Linked DNA regions of Homo sapiens: region 2 is linked to region 1. Evidence: chromatin contacts called from ENCODE Hi-C or POLR2A ChIA-PET data. All regions are on one chromosome and are shown on one strand. The core of a region is the stretch at or near the end of the contact, and the rest is flanking DNA. Distances in the headings are between cores, read along the strand shown. Region 1 holds the start of ENTPD1-AS1 (ENTPD1 antisense RNA 1). Region 2 holds the start of BLNK (B cell linker).

Region 1 (7,082 bases), core at 2,958-5,457:
ATTGAATATACAGGCATATACCCTTTACAGAATTATGTAAGTAAAATTATAGCCATAATCACATTTAACAATTGAAACGATTTTTAACATCTGGATTATGAATATAAAATAATTTCTTGTATCTCATGTTTAGTTAAAACACTGTGTTATTTGAGGGTAACATTTTTTTTGTTAATTTTCCCAAATCCCTTCCTGATGATACCTCACACACTGGCTTTTCTGGCCACAGCACAAAACTCAGCTGATTATCTACAGAGAACAGTCTACAACTCTATAATTATTCCTGTGCCACCTTCCTGGTTCTAACCGAAAGTACAGACTATTAGACATCCATAATTACGGTTGGAATAATTTCTCCTGTTAACATTATTCTTACACTTGCCCACCCAAAAACTTGGAACACTTTTCTGCCCACTGACATAATTTCAATTATGACATAATTTCAATTGTAGTTTATTTTTATTGTTCATAACTCAGAAATATTCAATATTATTTGTATACTAGGAAAGATAGTATGCCTAATCACCTCCAGAATACTCACAAAAATTAAATAAGCTATCAAATCACATTTTTAAAACTTTTTTTACAATCAAGATTTCTAAAAATTAAATAATGTTCCTATACTTTGGCCACTTTAAAAATAAATCAGATTCTTTGTTGGAAAGTCTATAAGCCAGCATTTCAATTTTTACTATAACTCTTCGAGGAACAAAATATACCCCATACTTGATGACAATCAGCAATAATCAGCAGAAGAAAAGATATTTGGAAAGAAAGACAGTTTACAACAGTGAACTTCTGAATGCAAAAAATTTCAGTGCAAAATAGTTTTACACTATTAATACTATTGCAGTCATGTGCTACATAATGACATTTCACTGACGGTCCCATAAAGTTATAATATTTTTACTGTACCTTTTCTATGTCTAGACATGTTTACATATGCAAATACCATTGTGTTACAACCACCTATGGTATCCAGTACAGTAACATGCTATACAGGTTTGTAACCTAGGAGCAATACGCCATACCATACAGATATGTAGTAGCCCATACCATGTAGATTTATGTAAGTACACGCACAATAACAAAATCACCCAACACATTTCTCAGAATGTATCCCTGTCATTAAGCGATGCATGACTGTGTATTTTATGTCTAATTCAAGTCAAACACAATTTTTTAATATTGTATTTGTAATATGAAATGAAGACGTGGCAGGGCACAGTGGCTGATGCCTGTAATCCTAGAACTTTGGAAGCTGAGGCAGGCAGATGGCTTGAGCCCAGAAGTTCAAGACCAGCCTGGGAAATATGGTAAGACCCTGTCTCTACAAAAAAATTCAAAAATTAACTGGTGCGGTGGTGTGTGCCTGTAGTCCTAGCTACTTGGGAGGCTGAGGCGGGAGGATCACTTGAGCCTTGGAGGCAGAGGTTGCAGTGAGCCAAGATAGCGTCACTGCACTCCAGCATGAGCAACAGAGTGAGATTGTCTCAAACAAAGAAAAAAGAAATGAAGACTTGTTTACTTCATTGAGTAAATGATTACTGAACACTCACTATGTGCCAGGCATGTTCTCAATATGGGGGATTCACAGGTGATAAAGACAAACATAGTTTCTACTTTTCCATTATCATGAAGCCCAAATTTTTTAAAAATTTATTTTGCAGATGTCATCAAACGAAGTCTATGTGTTATCTTGAATCATTTACATTCAAAAATACTTAATCCTGCAATAAAATGTTAAAAAGTCACAGATGTTACAGAGTCAGGGTTGAAAAAGAGCTCATTAGTTCCAAGATGCACATTATTTTACATTTTGACATCTCTGAAATCAGTCACATCTTACAATGTAATCAGACTAGACGGCAATGGAGATGGAGTTGGCACTGCCGTGCATCAAAACTTCAAAACTCAGAATGAGCACTAGGGGCTTGGAAGAAAATCCCAGGTTTGATGGTAAAGGCACCATTTTAAGGAATTTTTTTTTTTTTTTTTGTGGTAGAGATGGGATATCGCTATGCTGACTGACCAGGCTGGTCTCAAACTCCTGGCCTCAAGCAATCCTCCCATCTGGGCCTCCCAAAGTGGTGGGATTACAGGCGTGAAGCACCACACCCAGCCTTAAGGATTTCTGATGATTCAAGATTCAATAAAACATAATAGTTCAAAGTTTTCATTTATTATAGGTGAGGAAAATGAAATTCAGAGTGGTCACACAACTTGCCCTAGTTTACAAAGCTGGACAGGTAGAATAGAGTCCAGGTCTGTTTTCTACAGTCATTCACTCTTCTACCAGTGTTCAGTTATATGGAGGAAAAGGGTGTCATACAAAACAAGTAGGTAAGAAGATGGCTCTAAGTTACAAAGACGGATTTGTAACTTAATCCGTCCTTGCCTCAGTTTCTCCATCTATTAAAACAGGGATTTAACAAACCTAACTCACAGTACTGCTGTAAGCATTAAATAAAATATGTCTAGCAATTATCACAAAGATTGGCATATGGTAAATACTCCATAAATGTCAACTACTTGAGATCAAACTTTACATTTATTATACACTAAGTCAAGCCCACATATAGTTGTCTAAAGCGCTTGAAAACTAAATAAACTGGTCAAGTGTTTGAAGTGATAAATACAATGAAAATTTCCACCTTAACAATGTTTTGTCCAGGTACTATGCCAAGAACCCAATAGACCTACCTGCAAGAAACCATACAAAAAGCAAGATTCCAGGCTGGCATGACGATCAAATTATGTACTTCAATGCGTGTGAATGCATTTATAAGCACAGTCTCAATACATAAATAAGGAACAAAATATTTAAAATGTATAAACAGATCATTTCTCTTTGCTTTCTTTAAAATACTATATCAGAATCACCTGAGGAACTTGATAACAATTTTTTTAAAAACTATTATAACTACGTATATTAAGCCTTGTTAAAACCACAAGTTTTAGAGGTTTAAGCCTTACTAGGTCAGCTCTTCTGATTTTGAGAGTTTAAGTGAAAATTTAAATTATAACACAGTATGTGGAGTAAACCTGCTTCAAATATTAGTTTCTACATTATTGTTTCTATAAAAATAGTAATCTTCTGTATTTTAATATCAACTCATCACATATTAAATATTTCAGTCAAATCAAAATTTCATTTGAAATCTTCAATCTAAAAAATACACAGTTAAGCGCTTAAAAAGTAATTTTAACCACTAGGAAATGTTAATGATTAACTCACATTTGTTTCTGTTTCACTCCATGACAAAGTCTATAGGACACCCTGCAGAGAGGAAAACTCACATTAATATACCCATAATTTTACTTTCAGAAGCTTCTGGTAATCAAAGACTTATTATGAGGTGTCTTCATGTTACCACTGCGCAGTAGCAAACTTAAAATATTCTAAAGATTAATCTATTTTCTCATTTTTTTAATGCTTTTGTTAAAATCTCAACAAGTACTAACATGTTATCTAAATTTAAACCTTAAAACAATAACACGACCCAATATGTGAACTCTGCCTATTAATTCTAAAACTTTTAATAATAGTTTGCTTATGTTTGAGACTTAAAACAATAACATACTGCACTACACCCATCTTAGATATTTTCTAGGATCAAAGTCTATCTGGAGCAGGGCAAGCTGTGGTTGAGGGTGGTTGGGTCAGCAGGTAAGAGCCTTATGACCAGCTCTAAACGCCTCCACGGTGAGGAGCACCTCGAGCTAACAGACCAAGCACCAAAGGGTGGAACAGCTCAAGGTTGCATTTAGGAGACTCCAGCCTCGGCCGCCCGTGACTCCTCGACGAGCCCCACCTCTCTCGGTTCCAGCATCCGGCCCGCCCCTTCCTCCCAGGCTACCACAGTATCGCCCGCCGAGCTCCCGGGCTGCGGGAAATGACGGAAACAAAAACTTGGTACACAAAGAAGGGCTAGGTCAGAAGTGAGGTCCCACCCTGGCAAGAAGGGCGACTTTTCTAGAAAAACTTAGCGGCAAGTTAACGGGAAGCGCGGCGACACAGTTCCTACGATTGTGGGGGGCACTCTGCCGCCAGGCAGTCTCATCCTTTGTCCTTTGAGAGGCCTCCTTGAAGCCGAAGGCTCTTAAGTGTCCCTGGGCAACCCTTGACTCGATCTCCATTACGGGCCCTCACTGACAGCAGCCATGACAGTTGCTTCCGGATATATTGAATCGCCGCGGCCAGAGTCTCCCGGAAGTGACGCAACGCGGAGGGATCCGCGTTCGGCAGTGGGAGACCGAAGCGAAGTGGTTCCCGGAAGCGGCTGCAGCTGGGCTGCTGGTGGCGGGGCGGGGGTAGAGTGGGGAGAGAGGTTGTGGGTCTTACAACCAACCAACCCCAACACGTTTTACGTGTTAGGCAGGCATTGTGCTGAACACCTCATTGGCAAGCCATTTAATCCCTTCCTTACAATCCCAGCAGTCAGAAATGTATCACTTACATTTTATATATGGGGAAACTAAGGTTAAGAGAGGGCAAGTAAATTTGTCCGAGATCGTATAGCTGGTACTTGGTGAACGTGGTCTAACCCAGACACCGCGTTCTCCCTGGTGACTCCATTTTGTAAAACCAGAGCTGTTGGCGCATGGCATCCTCGTAAGCCCCTTTAAGTTAGGCACTCTGTTGCCCAGAGAGGGGCCAACTTGTAGCCAGTATGCTCTTTATGGTGAACACAAGGCCCACGTGTGTGCCTGGGTCCCCTTGGCTGAACCTCGGATTTCAATTGGTTTCTGACACCTTGCCTTTGCAGCATTCTCCGTCTGCAGCGCTGGTTACCTGAGGAAACTGTCAATGATTGCTAGGCTCTGGGGAACATTTTAGCTCCGTTTAGGCCCTTTTAAATCCAGGACTAAGACAGTTGGAGGCCTCTCACCATCACCAGATACTCTAGCTGGCCTTAACAGAGGGCCAAGGACCATAATCTTGGACTTTCCACCAGACCAAGTGTTTGTTTGGCTTCTGTTTCTTTAGAATATGACTGAAAACCAATCTGTAGTTTGTTTAGTCTTCTTTCTGCATTGACCAGTACTCACATAATAAAGTGGGACTAGCCACTAAGGCTATGTTTTTGTAAAAACAAATTATGCCTAGAAAAACACAAGAAATACATCAAAATTAACAGTGATAGTGTTTGAATAGAGAGTGATTTTATTTTTTTCTCTCTGCTTTCTCTTTTGCATATCTGCTATAAAACCCTTTTAAAATAGAAAAATAAGCAAACTGGCTATGGTAAAAACATTTTTAATTGCCTGCTGTTATAATGACGGCAAAGGCATGTTGTCACATTTTGATAAATGACCGTCCTTGATACAAATCACGTAGAGAAATCCTGTTTGACTAGAAAAGCATTGGATTTTTGTGAGTCAGTGTATTCTCAAAATTTTCGATATTTTGTTTTGGTTCTATAATCCTCACAGGAAAAGTAAAAAAGCAAATTGATGTTTTTCACACACTTTCGTATGAGAGTATGCTACCACCAAAAGTCTTCCCTAAAACAAAGTTGCAGGGGTCAAGTCATGTGGGGCGTTTGGATACTTGAAATGGTGGAGAACAAATATAAAAAGCTATTTTTATTCTGGCTGCTTTGGGGTACAGTTTTAAGCAATTTATTTCAGACTGCCAAAGAAAGCTTCATTCTTTATTCACATACTCTACTTCCCACTATTGCTTATTAGTGACTTCTAAAGCAGTGACAAAACAAGTAAAAGAAGATAGAAAGGAAAAATGAGAAGGGATCACGGGAAGAAGAAAATGTGGAGGAACAAAGACAGATGGTGATATTGGGGTTACTTTGGAACTCCAGGGTAGCATGTAACAGCCTTCTTATCCAAGTCCTGGCACAGGCCTGGTTGCCTACTAAAAGGTAAATTAGCATCTATGATGTTCCTGCTCACATACTCAGCACCCACAGTGATAAGTCTTACTAAAAATTCATCTTGATGCGCATTCAAATTAGACATATATTTTAACAAAAATGGAGGGGTTGAACAACAAGAAATGTAAAGTAAAATCCCATCATTTTTCCTGTTTTTTTATCTTACCATGTCATTCATTCATCCTGTGGTTAGTAGTATAACTATAAACTGGAAGTTTTGCCTGCAGCATTATAAAGCAACAACTATGAAACGCCAAAGTGAGGTGCTGACAAGATGCATGTTTTCCAAAGAAATGTCTTTACATTAGTCTGGCTCTGATGAGAAGTTGTTATGATGGGATTAAATGTGCAACAATTTTATTAGAGGAAACACCTGTGAGAGAGAATGGGCGGGAGCCAAGCAAGACTGGGAGAGGCTGCAAGTCTGAAATTGAGTAAAGCAGAGAGAGAGGGAAGGGTGGTGGAAGTTTCCTGGACTGCCAAACAGTCTAAGCAAGATTTAGAAAGGCTATTGGAAATCCTCAAGCCAAAATCACCTGTCAGAGGAGTCCTTCTTTCAGGAGCCAGCCTGCCTTATTATCTGTGCTGCTCTCAGTCACCGGCTGGAGCAGCCCATGGGTGAAAATGTGGCCAGGGAATTCAGAGTGCAGCAAGCATCTAGAGCCCTTGATCAGTTTTGCTCCCTGTATTGGCAGCCACAGTCCAAGAACTGGTTTTGCCGCTATTGGAACCTTTCACCAGTTTCATGGGTTAAAAGAAGATGTTGAAAGAGATGAGTTTATGAGGAGAAGTTTTGGGGAGAGCCATTGTTATATGCTTCCCCAGTCACCTTCAAGTCTAGTGAAGGGGGCTTCAATAGCAATACTCAGAGAACTTGACATGCATTTCCTGGGTTTTGAGAGGTACAGTAGTATCGTGACTCACATCTGGGAAATCCCAGGGGTAGGAGAGATGGGCCAGTGAGAATTTTGGCATAGGAGTGAAGGAAAGTTGCTATGTTGGGATCTGTAGTCACTGCCGTAGTTTGTCAAGGCAAATGATGCCTGAGTGTTTCTCGTGCAGCAGATGTGGGCCACGTGAAAAAAAGAGAAAGTTGGCCTGAGACCTTTTTGACTCTTGTGTATGGAGAGAATCTGTATGGTATGGATTGTTAGAGAAGCCATAGCTGTAGATGGAGCAATAGCTGGA
Region 2 (7,082 bases), core at 3,078-5,577, 180 kb after region 1:
AGGGGACATGGGGGAGCTAATAACCTATCCGGGATGTTGTGGAAGAAAAGGAAAGAAAAGCCATATATGGAAGAGAAGAGCCATAAAGAAAACCTGCAGGGTGTGGTAGGTGAGTGGGTGTCAGCTGAGGTGAAGAGGGAAAGGTGAGTCAGTGTGAGGGCTGACGAGGATACCATCGACCAAAACAGGGAGGATCTGAGAGACAGCTAGTTGTGGAAAGGTGAAAAGAAGGTGAATTTGTTTCTGAAGAACTGAACCAGAAAAATCAAGGAAGTAAAAACTCCAGTTGAAAACTCCAAACCCTGAGAAGAGAAGGCATGTCTCAGAATCCATTAGAAAAGGTCTCAGTGAGACCCCTACCAGGAAGACCCAGACACCCACAGCAGGGTTCTGTCATGCTTAACATTATTAGTCACTTAGATGAACGCAGAGAAGGAATGTTTGTCACATCTGCAGTCCATGCAAAGCCAAGTGTCACAGATGTCAGAATCAATAGACAAAATAGTCAAAATAGTCAGAAAGAAGAAAAGGAACCAACATGAAACTTATCAGGGATCAATGGAAAGTCCCTGTTTATTTTCAGAAAATCAATTACACAACTATAGAATTAGAATAACAACAGTAATGATATTAATAGCTACTATTTTGAAAGTCCTATAATCACTATGTGCCAGTTGCTTCACAGAAAAATTTATTTAAACCTTACAATAGCCCTACAACATTGGTACTGTTATTATTATCTTTATCTTACAGGTGAGGAAACCAAGGAGATTAGGCAATCTTGCCTAAAATCACACAAATCTTGATTTTTCTAATGGAAAAATGCCATACTCTTTAATCAATAAGATAACTGGGGAGACCCGATTTGACCACACTTGTGTCAAAGACCTTTTCTAGTTGTAAAAATGAGCAGGTATGTGTTTGTTTATGCTACAAAGAAAAATACACAAGCACAGATGATGAATCAATTGGGAGGTTATTAAAAACTAAACATTTCATTTTCAAGTTAGTTTTACTAATTTGAAAAGGGATATTTGCAAAGTGATTCAGGATTGTAAATTTTGAAATGTTCCCCTAGAAAGGTGAAATTTTTATGATCATAGGAATGTTTACTGTGGAACGATTGAAACCCAGCTCTAGCCAGGTTTCTGATCATAACTTTACCTTATACAATTAAGGGAAAATCATGGCTAGGAATCAACTAAAAGACCCTAAGTGTCTATGGACTCCTACTGACAGAGAAGCCTACTTTAGCAGGCCTCGGTGGGAGCAAAGACATGAGAATCTGTGCTCACACCTCTCTGTGGTCACAAGCAACTTAGCCATCTCACCTATCTCTATTCTTATACAGCAGAAACTCTCAAGGTGATGACCCATCCCCACTGGGTTCATCCAGAACATTCCCTTTCTTCTTCATTTTGAGAATTCCTTGTCTCCTTCCAATCCTGCATGCCCTCCTTTCCTTGGATGACTCTGCTTCCCCTCTCCTCCTAGTAATTCCTTCTGCTCCACTCTCTTTTCAGTCCTGGGAATATACTCCCTGGATCAAGGTCATTCCTTTCAGTCCTTTGGATGGACACTCACTGTCCTTCTATTTTTGTGGCTAAGAATTTGAGCAAATTCTCACCTAAGCCTAAGAGTATAAACATAACTGTCCACTTTTATGGTCATCTGGTGCCAAATAATTACATGGTTAATCAACCTTCAGAATTGATGTCAACCAGTCAGGACAGAGGACACAAATCACAGGAGGCAAGTATTTCATCTATTGACTCCTCACCATCCTATCTATCTAATTATGGAAAAGAGTTAAGATGGTGCTTCGAGCCCATTGAGTTTACAATTTCATTTCTTTGAAAAGTTCCACGTCAACAGTACATTTTACCACAACAGGATGATTCTATAAAGACAACTGAGTAATCAAGTGGAAAAAAAGTTACTTTTATGTAAGCAGATGAGTGTAGTGTATGATTATCCATGGTATAATTTTGGTTTTCTATCCCATAATCTATGGTTGTATATTGCCCATCAACTACTCTGTGATCAAGCTGGACTTTGTCCCAAAGGGAGGAATCATAAAATGATTTAAGTTCTAGCACCTTTACTTAAATTCCCACCTGGATTCCCTGAAAGAGAATGCATTTCTGTATAGTTCTACATTATGGAATATGTCTGAAAACAAAAAAAAAAAAACATTTGGAATCCTCCTGTTCATTCAGAGGAAGGTGCCTAGTTAGTTTCTTTGCCATGTCTTTCTGCCCTCTCTTTCCCTCTTCCTTCTCACTGCCATGTCCCAAGTCCAGGCCTACAACCCTGGATGCTTGGGTTACTTAAGCGCTCCTCCCTCCCACCAGATCCCTGCCTCCAGTGTCCCTCCCACTCCAACGCATCCTACCAGGCTCCTTTAAGCCTACTGTCATGACATTGCTAACAGCTAACAGCATAACCTGTTCTCCAACTCCCTATGGTCAGGGCACTCACCATCCTTTGCAACCTGGACCCACCTTATTTGTCCAATCATACCAGGACCTTCAGGTCCCACATTCCCTACTCTTTAGTTTCTGCTGGACAGAAAACTCTCCTCACTATCCCACAAATGGACCGTACTTGTGTTAAGCTTTGAGTGACAGCCTCTGTATTTCCTCCCTCCCAGCACATAACATGTTTCCTCCAATTCTCCAGTATTTTATAATTTTACCCACCTCTCAAAGCCTACCTCTTAAAAGTATCTTCTCTATGAAACCTCCTCCTGCTACTCTAAGTCTCTTCTTACATTCCTTCTGTCGCTTACAGCTTCCATTGTATCACCCCCGCCCCTCATGAGGGTGTAGCTATTTGAGACCAAGGGCAAGAATGAGGTGCCTTCTTGTCCCGTCAGTGCTGATCACACAGCAGCACTCAACAGCATGTTCTTGAAATGGTTGAACACAGCTGATGTTGCCTACTGATCCCAGATCATTGATGCATTTCACATTACCTTTTACCAAGCACCTCCTAGGCATAAGACCTGTATTCTACTGTGAAGGGTTGTCCCTCTGCCAATCCAGACTTTCTCTTAAATATTGTCTCAAAAGCTTCAATTCTCTGGCTCATTGTTATCTGTGATTACTTGTCTGCTACATGTGTCACATCACCCCCTGAACATTTGGCTAAGTTCTAATATGTAGTCAGAATAGAAAACACTCCCTGAACAGAGGGGAACATCACACACCGGGGCCTGTCAAGGTGGGGGACTAGGGGAGGGAGAGAATTAGGAGAAATACCTAATGTAGATGACAGGTCGATGGGTGCAGCAAACCACCATGGGATGTGTATACCTATGTAACAAACCTGCACCTTCTGCACATGTACCCCAGAACTTAAAAGTATAATAAAAAAAAAAAACTGTTAAAAAATGTGAAAAAAAAACTGCACTCCCAGAACTTTAAAAGTTCCAGTCTCTGAAAGCCATGATGCCATTACAATGAGACAAAAAGAAGACCTTCAAAAGCAAAATTTGGGGAAGTTGTCTTTTCCATAGCTCCTTGACTCACGCCCATGGGGCCGCTTCTGGTTTATTCTTTTTGAGAGGCTTGTTATGGATATTGTTACATTGACATGAGGGCATTGGAAAGACAGATCTAATCCCCCCAAACACACTTGTCATATACACCCACAAAATAAATGAGACAATAAAACAATGAATAACAAATGATTACAGCTATCCTTAAAATTAAATAGTAACCTGCAATAAAATGGGTGAGGACTCAGTTTAGAGAAACCCTTCCTTAGAAAAGTTGGTTGCATTCAGATTCTAAAAGTTGACCTTCAGTAGAATCTAAGCCCTTGGCATTTGTTTTATTATCTTTCCAGAGCTTTACACTTTATTGTAAGAGGCAGCTAAAGCAAGTCTCTCTTGTTCCTACACATTTCTTTAAGAACTCAGTTCACTTCCCTATAGCAAGTGCCACCCAATGCTTTCCCTAAAAGCTCAGTCCACTTCCCTATAGTAAGTGCCACCCACTGGAAACTAGCAAAGCATTCCAGGATTTCAGTATTTCTGAGATGCCATAAGAGCACTGGGGGGAAAAAAAGGAGATGAAGAAGGGTATTGGGTGGGGAAAATCTTACCTCAACTTCTGACTGGCGGGGACGGTTATTTTATTAAGCTTGTCCATTCTGTTTGGTAATTGTAAGAGACACGAATAACTGTCCAGTGGTCACGTCAGCAGTTCCTGGCCCTCCTAGGGAGCAGCATGGTAAGCCTCTGGTCTCAAGGGTTCCGGCCACTCAAGTCTGATTTCTGAGAGTGCAGGCTGCTGGCAAACACCCCTGCTCTAGGGAGAAGTAAAACTTGCCCGAGCACATAGTCAAGTTTCATGTTTCTACATAATCATGTGATCTGGATAGCCAGCCAGCTTGGTGATTACTCCACTTTGTGTAAACTTTAATAATGAAACCTATTGGGCAGGCAAATTTCTTTCCAGCTGCTTTCTTTTACAATCAGATTTGTAACCAGGTTAGGACAAGTTTCTGGCTGGTCACTACTTCCTGTTTGTCCCAAACACATATAGTCTGTTTCCAGCAGGTGCATGCTATAACTGGGAACTTCCTGGGCTCAAGGAAAAGCAGAGTAATCAAGTCCATCTGAACCTCTCTTGGAGACTTTCTGCTTATTTGCATAAAGTTATGGATAAGCTTTTTCTACTTATAGAACCATTATATAAAAATGGCATTTTTGTGCTTTTTCCTACCCCCCGATGCGGGCAATACGTTTAAAAATAAATATCAGGTTGTCAGTGGCATGGTGGTAACAGTTTACTCAGAGAATTAGAGTATCTCTTTTTCTGGAGCTCTATTTAAAATGGGATGGGCAATTCTCTGTTCATCTGGGGGTAGGGATGGATGACTCAGGAAAGGGGAGATGAACTCTATCGTCAGATGTGCAGCCTCCTTATTGCCTGATAGAGTCAGGAGTTACCTCGCCGATAGCCAGATGCTTTCAAACAAACCAGGATGTACCCAAAAGTCAGATGAGAACAAATCTAACAGTTTCACAACAATGCAATTCCTACATCAGGCCATTCTGAAGTCCTAAAAGCAGAATGCCATTCCCCTCCTTGCATTTGCCTCTTTCTGTCCTGTCCACCACTTGCTCATCACACCCAGTGACACGCCAGACACGAGGCCATCTCAAGGTCAGACAGGTGGGGTGAGGCTGGGAGGAGGGAGCCATACCTGTAGGGGCTGAACCTATTCAGAGAACTCTACTTCCCTCCTGGAAGACTTTATATTTCCTTCTGCCTAATCTGAAAAATGCTGATTTACCTGTTGTTTAAAGAGCAGCCCGCAGTCCAGGGTCAAGGAGGAAGAAAATGGGAGGGAAGTGACCTTTTGTACCTGGACACACTTTTCTGCAGCCATTGAGAATGCCCTGCTCACCCTTGTGGAATAAAGTACACGTTTCCAACATTTATCAAGGGAACCAGTCTTCTCCTGGGTCAGAATACACAGCAGGACAAAGTAAAGAGCTCTCAGTTACCTCTCCTGTTGCAGACCCAAGATCTGGCTGAAGACAGTGGGGAAAGAGGAGAAGACAGAAGAGGAGAAGGAGGTGGAGGAAGAGGAGGAGGAGGAGGAGGAAGAAGCGGAGGAGGAGGAGGAAGAAGAAGCGGAGGAGGAGGAGACAGAGGAGGAGGGGGAGAAGGAACAGCGGCAGTGGTAGAGGTGGAAACCGTGGATGGATTTCTTCCCTCCTGTGCCTCTTCTTTGCACAAATGGATGTTCTGTCTTTTTCCAGGTAACCTTGATTATTCACATTCATCACTGCCTATGAATTTCTGGTTTGACCAGATGTTTAGGAGCAGAATCTTCAGAGCTGTTGAAGGGTGGGGCCCTTCTGCTTGGCCAGGACACTGACTTGGCCAGGCCAGCAAGAGAGCAGACAATGTTGCATGAGAAAAATGCAAGTGCTTGTCTCCTGCCATCATTCATTTTCCCCAATCTGGCTGCTCAATTTTCTTGCAGTGCATCCTGAAGGAGCTCTAGACCCTGCCTCCTCCTCTCCCATAGTTCCTAACTGAAAGAAACAAGTAGACTAGGATGGTAAAGGCACATACAATGTCATCAAAGATCAGGAAATTCAGGCTTCACTGAATGAAATGATAATAGTCAGCTCGTTCTTTCTGAATTATTGTAAAATGCACCCCATAAGTCACTTGACTTTTCTCTCCACCAACAACTTTGCTCAACACCTGGCTGACAACTTCATATTTCCCCAGAGAAAAAGACCAGAGGCAAAGGTTACACTTCTGCTTTTTCTTTTTACAGCCACTGGTCTTTCTTCTTTTTACTGTATTTAGTCTAACATGATGAAAATGAGAGACTGTGTTTCCAGACTGGACATTTTACCCCATGTGAAATACAGTGTGACAGCCTAATGTTCCAGGCCTGCCACAACTGCTTTGGCTTCTAAGTTGCTCCATGACTAAATGAAAATTTTAAATTATTTGACTCTAATTTTGAAGTGGGGAAAACCTGTTTTTTTTTTTTTTTTTTTTTTTTTTTTTTGAGACGGAGTCTTGCTGTCACCCAGGCTGGAGTGCAGTGGCACGATCTTGACTCACTGCAAGCTCCGCCTCCTGAGTTCACACCATTCTCCTGCCTCAGCTTCCTGAGTAGCTGGGACTACAGGCACCCGCCACCATGCCTGGCTAATTTTTTGTATTTTTTAGTAGAGACAAGGTTTCACCGTGTTAGCCAGGATGGTCTCGATCTCCTGACCTCGTGATCCGCCCGCCTCGGCCTCCCAAAGTGCTGGGATTACAGATGTGAGCCACCACACCTGGCCGGGGAAAACCTTTTTAAGCAAAACACAAAAAGGAAAAACAGTGGTAAATCTAGATACATATAAATTTAAACTTTTATGTGACAAATGCACCATAAATGAAAGTCAAAATACAAATGACAGGCCCCATAACTGGATTACCAAAAAGGTTAATGCAAAGATGGAAACTGATGATACCAAGCCTTAGTTGGTAACTTATAAAAGGAATGAAACCACACAACGTGGTTCCACAGCGCACACAGAACGATATACCATG

What was found. Hi-C counts contacts between places; a loop is a spot of excess contacts on that map. ChIA-PET counts read pairs that join two places held with the same protein, here RNA polymerase II (POLR2A). Pooled maps may share reads with other maps.
Region 2: a map with no recorded cell type shows a loop between it and region 1 (7-fold over the local background). The contact joins the promoter of BLNK here to the promoter of ENTPD1-AS1 in region 1. A Hi-C loop is called at or near these places in 1 of 37 single-sample maps with no recorded cell type and 4 of 50 pooled maps. POLR2A ChIA-PET finds 5 or more read pairs at or near these places in 2 of 52 experiments (GM12878 and activated naive CD4-positive, alpha-beta T cell).

Annotation. Positions count from the first base shown.
Region 1 is chr10:96,086,028-96,093,109 of GRCh38, forward strand. It overlaps ENTPD1-AS1 (ENTPD1 antisense RNA 1), which reads right to left and starts at 4,208. Exons shown (of 6, transcript NR_038444.1): 1 at 3,955-4,208; 2 at 3,239-3,280. RefSeq lists enhancers at 3,928-4,297, 4,308-4,357.
Region 2 is chr10:96,267,242-96,274,323 of GRCh38, forward strand. BLNK (B cell linker) reads right to left here and starts at 4,328. Exons shown (of 17, transcript NM_013314.4): 1 at 4,111-4,328. The coding sequence starts at 4,157. RefSeq lists enhancers at 1-833, 3,074-3,193, 3,224-3,273, 5,383-5,482, 5,969-6,018 and 1 more.